Linked DNA regions of Homo sapiens: region 2 is linked to region 1. A link is an interaction called in ENCODE POLR2A ChIA-PET data of the cell type or tissue named here. Cell type or tissue: B cell. All regions are shown on one strand. Each heading gives the region's core, and the rest is flanking DNA. Links, peaks and the distances in the headings are about the cores only. Region 1 has its middle 13 kb from the start of PTGES3. Region 2 overlaps BAZ2A (bromodomain adjacent to zinc finger domain 2A).

What was found. ChIA-PET counts read pairs that join two places held together with the same protein. Peaks named below come from ENCODE experiments on the same cell type or tissue, not always from the same donor. Only the 100,000 strongest peaks of a DNase experiment are listed, where the experiment ranks them.
Region 2: POLR2A ChIA-PET joins it to region 1 with 5 read pairs; 12 of 35 experiments call an interaction of 5 or more read pairs at or near these places.

The regions. Positions count from the first base shown.
Region 1 is chr12:56,699,094-56,703,478 of GRCh38, reverse strand. No RefSeq gene overlaps it. Among named protein-coding and RNA genes, the nearest start is that of PTGES3, 13 kb to the right of the region's middle. RefSeq lists silencers at 2,562-2,621, 2,570-2,724. In B cell, for the core only: no CTCF peak of the experiment used is centred there; a DNase peak (open chromatin) is centred at 2,708; H3K4me3 peaks cover 576 bases.
Region 2 is chr12:56,607,269-56,611,653 of GRCh38, reverse strand. It overlaps BAZ2A (bromodomain adjacent to zinc finger domain 2A), which reads left to right. Exons shown (of 29, transcript NM_001300905.2): 7 at 21-81; 8 at 1,137-1,245; 9 at 1,439-1,540; 10 at 1,708-1,918. Among named protein-coding and RNA genes, the nearest start is that of BAZ2A, 21 kb to the left of the region's middle. In B cell, for the core only: no CTCF peak of the experiment used is centred there; no DNase peak of the experiment used is centred there.

The DNA of each region.
Region 1 (4,385 bases), core at 281-4,280:
GCCTCCTGGGTTCACGCCATTCTCCTGCCTCAGCCTCCTGAGTAGCTGGGACTACAGGCGCCTGCCACCACGCCTGGCTAATTTTTTTTTTTTTTTTTTTTTGTATTTTTAGTAGAGACGGGGTTTCACCGTGTTAGCAAGGATGGTCTCGATCTCCTGACCTCGTGATCTGCCCGCCTCGGCCTCCCAAAGTGGTGGGATTACAGGCGTGAGCCACCGCACCTGGCCTATTTATTTATATTTAATTTAATTATTTTTATAGAGACAGAGTCTGTCTTTGTTGCTCAGGCTGGTCTCTAACTCCTGACTTCAAGCAATACTCCTGCCTCTGCCTCCCAGTACTGGGATTACAGGCAAGAGCCACTGTGCCCACCATTTCAAAATATAGCAAAGAAACATATTTTGGGGTAAAATATTTTGATTTCCTTTTTTTTATCTTTTATGTGATGTTATACTAGCATCATGTTGGAATTTTGCTAGTCTCTTTTGTCCTTCCCCCCGCCCCTTTTTTTTTTGAGAGAGTCTCACTCTGTTGCCCAGGCTAAAGTGCAGTGGTTCGATTTCAGCTCACAGCAACCTGGGTCGCCCGGGTTCAAGAGATTCTCCTGCCTCAGTCTCCTGAGTAGCGGGGATTACAGGTGTGCACTACCACGCCCAGCTGATTTTTGTATTTTTAGTAGAGACAGGGTTTCACCATGTTGGCCAGGCTGGTCTCAAACCCCTGATCGGCCTGCCTTGACCTCCCAAAGAGCTAGGATTACAGGCTTGAGCCACCGCACCCCGCCTCGTTTGTCAGTCTTAAAATCTCTTGTTTTATTTTATTCATTTTATTTATTTTATTTTTTTGAGACAGACTCTCACTCTGTCCCTTGGGCTGGAGTGCAGTGGCAGGATCTTGACTCACTGCAACCTCCATCTCCCTGGTTCAAGCAATTCTCCTGCCTCAGCCTCCTGAGTAGCTGGGATTACAGACACACGCCACCACAGCCCGCTAACATTTGTATTTTTAGTAGAGACGGGGTTTTGCTATGTTGGCCAGGCTAGTCTCGAACTCTTTTTGTTGTTGTTGTTTCTGTTTTTCTGAGACGGAGTTTCGCTCTTGTTGCCCAGGCTGGCGTGCGGTAGTGTGATCTCTGTTCACTGCAACCTCCGCCTCCCAGATTCAAGCGATTCTTCTGTCTCAGCCTCCCAAGTAGCTGGGATTACAGACATGCACTACCACACCCAGCTAATTTTTATTTTATTTTTTTGTATTTTTTTGTATTTTTAGTAGAGACGGGGTTTCATCATGTTGGCCAGGCTGGTCTCGAACTCCTGACCTCAGGTGATCCACCTGACTCGGCCTCCCAAAGTGCTGGGATTACAAGCATGAGCCATAGTGCCCAGCCAAGATCTCTGTTTTAATGTTAATGCTGGTCAGTTGTGCCAGAACTCCAAAGGGAAGAGAGTATAATGAGGCATATTCAATGCCTCCCATTCCCCACATTGCCTGAACTACTTTTTCAGGAGTTTGGGGGTCCTCTTGGCCAAATGGGGATCCATTCAGTCAGTTGGGGGGCTTAAAATTTTATATTTTTATTTATTTATTTATTTATTTAGACAGAGTTTCGCTCTTGTTGCCAAGCCTGGAGTTCAATGGCCCAATCTCGGCTCACCACAACCTCTGCCTCTCGGGTTCAAGTGATTCTCTTGTCTCAGCCTCCGGAGTAGCTGGGACTACAGGCGCACGCCACCACACCAGGCTAATTTTTGTATTTTTAGTAAAGACGGGGTTTCACCATGTTGGCCAGGATGGTCTCGATCTCCTGACCTCGTGATCCACCCGCCTCGGCCTGGGATGACAGGCGTGAGCCACCGTGCCCGGTCTAAAATTTTATTTTCTACAGTTCTAACACCCAGAAGTGAGATTGCTGGATTTTTGATTTCTGAATTAAGCACAGAGTTTCCTGACCTGTGTCCCAAGAATTGCCTTTACAGTCCCACTGATTTGTTGATCTAGTTCTTAGAAATCTTAATTAAGACCCGGTGCGATGGCTCATGCCTACAATCCCAGTACTTTGGGATGCCAAGGAGGGTGGATCACCTGAGGTCAGGGGTTCGAGACCAGCCTGCCCAACATGGTGAAACCCCTGTCTCTACTAAAAATACAAATATTAGCTGGGTGTGGTGGCGGGCACCTGTAATCCCAGCTACTTGGGAGGCTGAGGCTGGAAGGCTGAGGCTGGAGAATCGCTTGAACCCAGGAGGCGGAGGTTGCAGTGACCGGAGACCACGAATTACACTCCAGCTTGGGTGACGAGTGAAACTCCGTCTCAAAAAAAAAAAAAAGAAATATTCATTAAATTAGATCTTTCTCTGCCTTTTCATTTGGTATAAATCTGGCTTAATGAAGCAGACACTGCCTACATGCATTTAATGACTCTAAGAAAGCAGCAACTCCCAAAGGACACAAATTAAGGATGAAAGTTTCTAACTGCTCTTGGCCAACTGTATGATGGAGAGTTGTGTCAGGAAGTGAAGAAATTTCCTCTTTTGTTATTTAAAAGGGAGACTAAGAGACTGTGGTTAGCAATTCATAATAGCCTGTGTCTCCAGCCCATGAGAGTCACTTGGGGCCGGCGCGGTGGCTCATGCCTGTAATAGCAGCACTTTTGGAGGCTGAGGCGGGCGGATCACTTGAGGTCAGGAGCTTGAGACCAGCCTGGCCAATATGGTGAATCCTTGTCTCTACTAAAAAAACAAAAATTAGCCGAGCCTGGTGTCAGGCACCTGTAATCTCAGCTACTCTGAAGGCTGAGGCAAGAGAATCGCTTGAAGCCGGGAGGCAGAGGTTGCAGCAAGCCGAGATCGCGTCATTGCACACCCGCCTGGGCGACAAAGCAAAACTCCCTCTCAAAAAAAAAAAAAAAAACAAAAGGCGGGGGGCAGTGGCTCACGCCTGTAATCCCAGCACTTTGGGAGGCCGAGGCAGGCGGATCACGAGGTCAGGAGATCCAGACCATCCTGGCTAACACAGTGAAACCCCGTCTCTACTAAAAATACAAAAAATTAGCCGGGCGTGGTGGCAGGTGCCTGTAGTCCCAGCTACTCAGGAGGCTGAGGCAGGAGAATGGCGTGAACCCGGGAGGCGGAGCTTGCAGTGAGCCAAGATGGCGCCACTGCACTCCAGCCTGGGCAATACAGCGAGACTCCATCTCAAAAAAAAAAAAAAAAAAAAGAATAATTTTTGACCTTGATTTACCAAGCGTGGTGGTGCGCCCCTGTAATCCCAGCTACTCCGGAGGCTGAGGCAGGAGAATCACTTGAACCCGGGAGGCGGAGGTTGCAGTGAGCCGAGATCGGCCATTGAACTCCAGCCTGGGCAACAAGAGCGAAACTCCTTTTCAAAAAAAAAATTAGCCAGGTGTGATGGCGCCCGCCTGTAGTCCCACCTACTTGGGAGGCTGGGGCGGGAGGATCACTCAAGCCCAGAGGTCAAGGCTATGGTGAGCAGAAATCGTGCCACTGCACTCCAGCCCAGGTGACAGAGTGAAACCCTGTCTCAAAAAGATAAAATAAATAAGGCCGGGTGCCGTGGCTCACCTCTGTAATCCCAGCACTTTGGGAGGCCGAGGCAGGTGGATCACCTTAGGCCAGGAGTTCGAGACCAACTTGGCCAAGATGATGAAACCCTGTCTCTACTAAAAATACAAAAATTAGCCAGGTGTGGCGGTGCGCACCTGTACTCACAGCTACTTGGGAGGTTCAGGCAGGAGAATCGCTTGAACCCATGAGGTGGAGGTTGCAGTGAGCCAAGATGGCACCACTGCACTCCATCCTGGGTGACAGAGTGAGACCCTGTCTCAAAAAATAAATAACAAAGAAACAGAAGACAGCCTTTTTAAGAAAAAGGAATGGCTGGTCAACTATGTCAAAAACTTCTGTCAGAGGCCTTTGAAACAGAGCAACTCCATCTTGAATAGGAGCAGGGTAAAATGAGGCTTAGACCTCCTGGGCTGCATTGCCAGGATGTCAGGCATTCTATGTCACAGGATGAAATAGGAGGTTGGCCCAAGGTACAGGTCACAAAGACTTTGCTGATAAAACCAGCATGTGGTAAAGAAGCTGGCCAAAAACCACCAAAACGAAGATGGTGATGAAAAATGACCCCCTCGTCATCCTCACTGTTCATTATATATGCTTATAATTCATTAGCATGCCAAAAGACACACCCACCAGCACCATGAAGGTTTACAGATGTCATGGCAAAGTCAGGAAGTTACCCAATAAGTCTAAAAAGGGGAGGAGCCTTCAGTTCAGGGAATTGCCATGCCTTTCCCAGAAAGCTCATAAATAATCCACCCCTTATTTAGCATATAATCAATAAATAATCATAAAAGTAGTCA
Region 2 (4,385 bases), core at 215-4,214, 92 kb after region 1:
GGGTATCCCTTCCTCCCAAGGTGATGTCATGAGGAGACGTATTGCTACCCCAGAAGAAGTTCGTCTTCCCCTCCAACATGGGTAAATGCTCTAGTTTGCTACATTTATTGACCTTGACAAGTTTAATGCACAACTCTAGAAAGAAGGGAATGCCTCTTTTCCTCTGAGGTGGGGGAGGAATGGGCCAGACAAGAGTAGATTACAGGACAGTTATCTGCAGTGATAATGTTTCTTGGCATGAGATTCCTAGGTTTTCCTTCTTCTCTCAAGGTCTGTCTTCCATCACCTATTCTTTTTTCATCTTGTAGTGACTCAATTTTGCCCAAGGAGCTCCAGCTATTATCTTTTCCAAACCCTAGGGCTCACATCCAAACCAGCTGGCTTGTCCTATTTCTGTGGACAAGGGATAGTAATGAATGAGGAGTGACTTAGTACTAATGAATTGAGGTGGTTTTGTTGTTTTAATGCTCTTAGGAGAGGTAAGGGCAGGAACAGTACATGACCAAAATGAACAAACTAGCTGACACCAGGGCCTTGTGGAAATAACTGCCTTCCTGGATCTTCCCCACCCCTGCCCCTCAAGGCTACTTGTGGTCACCAAGTCTGAGTACTGCTTAAAATTTTGAGAGAAAGATTAGAGTTAGTCTTAGAACTAACTCTGACTAACTTTGTGTTCTGCTCAGAACACAGAGTTCCTAACTAAACCCTGGCATATTGAGTCTTTTCATGGAATCAGCAGCAAATTTATTTTTCTGCTTGCCTCCCTGCCCTTTGTCTTCTGTCTTTATTCCCCTTAGGTCTTTATCCTCTTTACTGGAAATCCAGTAACTGCCCTGAATGGCTCAGGGAGGGGTTTCTGGCAGCTTATCTCACTGATTTTGTAAAGGAGGGATGGAGATCTCTCTGAGCTTGTGCAGTTTGGTGTAGTGCTTTTCTCCTAAGGGCCTTGATGTATTTGCTGGAGCTCAAGTCAGCCTTCTAGCCAAGCTTATCTCTCTTGGTGCTTTTGCATCTGCATGCAGTTCTAGAGATACAAATGTGGGGAGGGCCATCTGCTCAGAGGGCTTCGCGCTTAGGTGGCATGGGAGTGGGTAGGGGTGTGACCTGGCGGCAGGGCCCATGTGCTTCTCTGGCAGGTGGCGGAGAGAGGTGCGCATCAAGAAGGGCAGCCACCGATGGCAGGGGGAGACCTGGTATTATGGCCCCTGTGGGAAGAGGATGAAGCAATTTCCAGAAGTGATCAAGGTAATGTAGCTTTTTTTAAAGGACTGCTTTCTTGGGCTCAGTGGACTCCTTTCCACTGCCCAAGACTCCGTTCTTGGGCTCAGTGACAACAGGCTGGCATTGTCTGCTCTGGGCCTGTTCTGCTTATGCCTTTGCTGGCCAAAGACATGGTAGGATCCAACTTTATTAATGTTACTTTACTTCTTCCTCTTAGTACCTGAGCCGCAACGTGGTACACAGTGTCCGCCGAGAGCACTTCAGCTTCAGTCCCCGTATGCCTGTTGGAGATTTCTTTGAAGAAAGAGACACGCCAGAGGTGCAGACCCAAGGGTTAAATATGCTTTTGTCCCTGAGGAAGAGTTGGTGGACAAGCTGCAGCTTCCTCTCGTGGGGTTTGAAGGTTCTGGGGCATTGAATGGTTCCGAGGGCCTCGTGGCCTGCACTGATTCCTTACTACTGTAACAGTCTCCCTTGCTACCTTAGGGCTTGCAGTGGGTGCAGCTCTCAGCAGAGGAGATCCCGTCGAGGATTCAGGCAATTACTGGCAAACGGGGTCGACCTCGAAACACTGAGAAGGCTAAGACTAAGGAAGTCCCCAAGGTGAAACGGGGTCGAGGTCGGCCACCTAAGGTCAAAATCACTGAGCTATTGAACAAGACAGACAACCGCCCCCTAAAGAAACTGGAGGCCCAAGGTACAGTGGTATTTCTTACTTTGGGATTCTGCTCCCTCCATGAGGTATCTAAAATGTTGATGAATTGCTAATACCTGGATTTCCCAGGAGTGTAACTAACATTATCTGGGAAGAATGAATCTGAATCAGCTTCTCCTTGGAATCCAGCATCCTAGTCCCAGCGCTTGGGAATACTACTTTTCCAGCCATGGTCTTTCTTGAGTTGCTGTTACCAGTGAAACCTTGGGCTGCCCCCAGGTGTGTTTAGCCCAGAGGAGAGGACTTTCTTGCCCTTTCTTTCCATCTTTTAGCTCCTTATCATATACTGGTTCAGTTGTACCCTTTTACCTTACCCATTTCTACTATCATGGAGGTTCAGAATTCACATCTGAATTCAAAAGATAATTGGGAGCCAGGCATGGTGGTGTGTGCTTAATAATCCCAGTTACCCAGGAGGCTGAGGCAGGCAGCAGAGGATCACTTGAGCCCAGGAGTTTGGAGGCTACAGTAAACTTCAGTTGTGTTATTGCATTCCAACCTGGGCAACAGAGCAAGGCCCTGTTTCTAAAAAAAATAATAGGCCGGGCACAGTGTCTCACACCTGTAATCCCAGCACTTCGGAAGGCCAAGGCGGGCGGATCGTGAGGTCAAGAGATTGAGACCATCCTGGCGAACATGGTAAAACCCCGTCTCTACTAAAAATACAAAACAAAAAATTAGCTGGGCGTGGTGGTGTGTGCCTGTAGTCCCACCTACTTGGGAGGCTGAGGCAGGAGAATAGCTTGAACCTGGGAGGTGGAGGTTTCAGTAAGCTGAGATTGCGCCACTGCACTCCAGCTTGGTGATAGAGCTAGACTCTGTCTCAAAAAAAAAAAAAAAAAAAAAAAAAGCCAGGCACGGTGGCTCACGCCTGTAATCCCACCACTTTGGGAGACTGAGGAGGGCAGATCACCTGAGGTCGGGAGTTCAAGACCAGCCTGACCAACATGAAGAAACCCTGTCTCTACTATAAATACAAAATTAGCCAGGCATGGTGGCGCATGCCTGTAATCCCAGCTACTCGGGAGGCTGAGGCAGGAGAATGGCTTGAACCCAGGAGGCAGAGGTTGCAGTGAGCTGAGATCACACCATTGCACTCCAGCCTGGGCAACAAGAGTGAAACTCCATCTCAAAATAATAATAATAATATAATAATAATAATAGGCACTGTTTTAGTGGATGGACAGGTGAGAAATACCTACATTTTTCAGTAAATAGTGTGTTTACCCTGGTGTAGTGTGAAGAATGTGAAAAAACTTAGTCTTTTGATTTTCACTCAGACATCTAGCCGTGTCATGTTTCAACCAAATGACCTAGAACAAGTCTCATTTTGTTTTTTTTTTTTTGAGACAGAGTCTTACTCTGTCACCCAGGATGGAGTGCAGTGGCACGATCTTGGCTCACTACAAGCTCTGCCTCCTGGATTCACCCCATTCTCCTGCCTCGGCCTCCCGAGTAGCTGGGACTACAGGTGCACGCCACCACACCTGGCTAATTTTTTGTATTTTTAGTAGAGACGGGGTTTCACCATGTTAGCCAGGATGGTCTCGATCTCCTGACCTCGTGATCCGCCCACCTCGACCTCTCAAAGTGCTGGGATTACAGGTGTAGCCCCCACGCCTGGCCCTTTTTTTTTTTTTTTCCAGATGGAGTTTTGCTCTTGTTGCCCAGGCTGGAGTGCAATGGCGCGATCTTGGCTCACCGCAACCTCCCAGGTTTAAGCGATTCTCCTGCCTCAGCCTCCAGAGTAGCTGGGATTACAGGCATATGCCACCACGCCCAGCTAATTTTGTATTTTTAGTAGAGATGGGGTTTCTCCATGTTGGTCAGGCTGGTCTCGAACTCCTGACCTCAGGTGATCCGCCTGCTTCAGCCTCCCAAAGTGCTGGGATTACAGGTGTGAGCCACTGCACCCAGCTAAGTCTCATATTTTAATCAAAGCCTTAGGTAGTTCATCTGCCCATAATATCTGTCTTAGAGGGTTGTCACGTAGACATGTGGTGGCGTTTCTATACCAGAAACAAAATAATAAATATTGTCATGTCAGGGCCAGGCACGGTGGCTCACGGCTGTAATCCCAGCTCTTTGAGAGGCTGAGACCAGCGGATCATGAGGTCAGGCAATCAAGACCGTCATGGCTAAAACGGTGAAACTCCGCTTGTACTAAAAATACTAAAAATTAACTGGGCGTGGTGGCACGCGCCTGTAGTCCCAGCTACTGGGGTGGCTGAGGCAGGAGAATCGCTTGAACCTGGGAGGTGGAGATTGCAGTGAGCCGAGATTGTGCCATTGCACTTCAGCCTGGGCGACAGAGTGAGACTCCGTGTCAAAAAATATATATATGTATATATAGTCATGTCAGAAACATCAATTATGAAATACTCTTGTTTGCAGAATTATACTTCCACAAGTCTTCCCGAAAGGAAGAAATTCAGAACTTTTAGTGAAG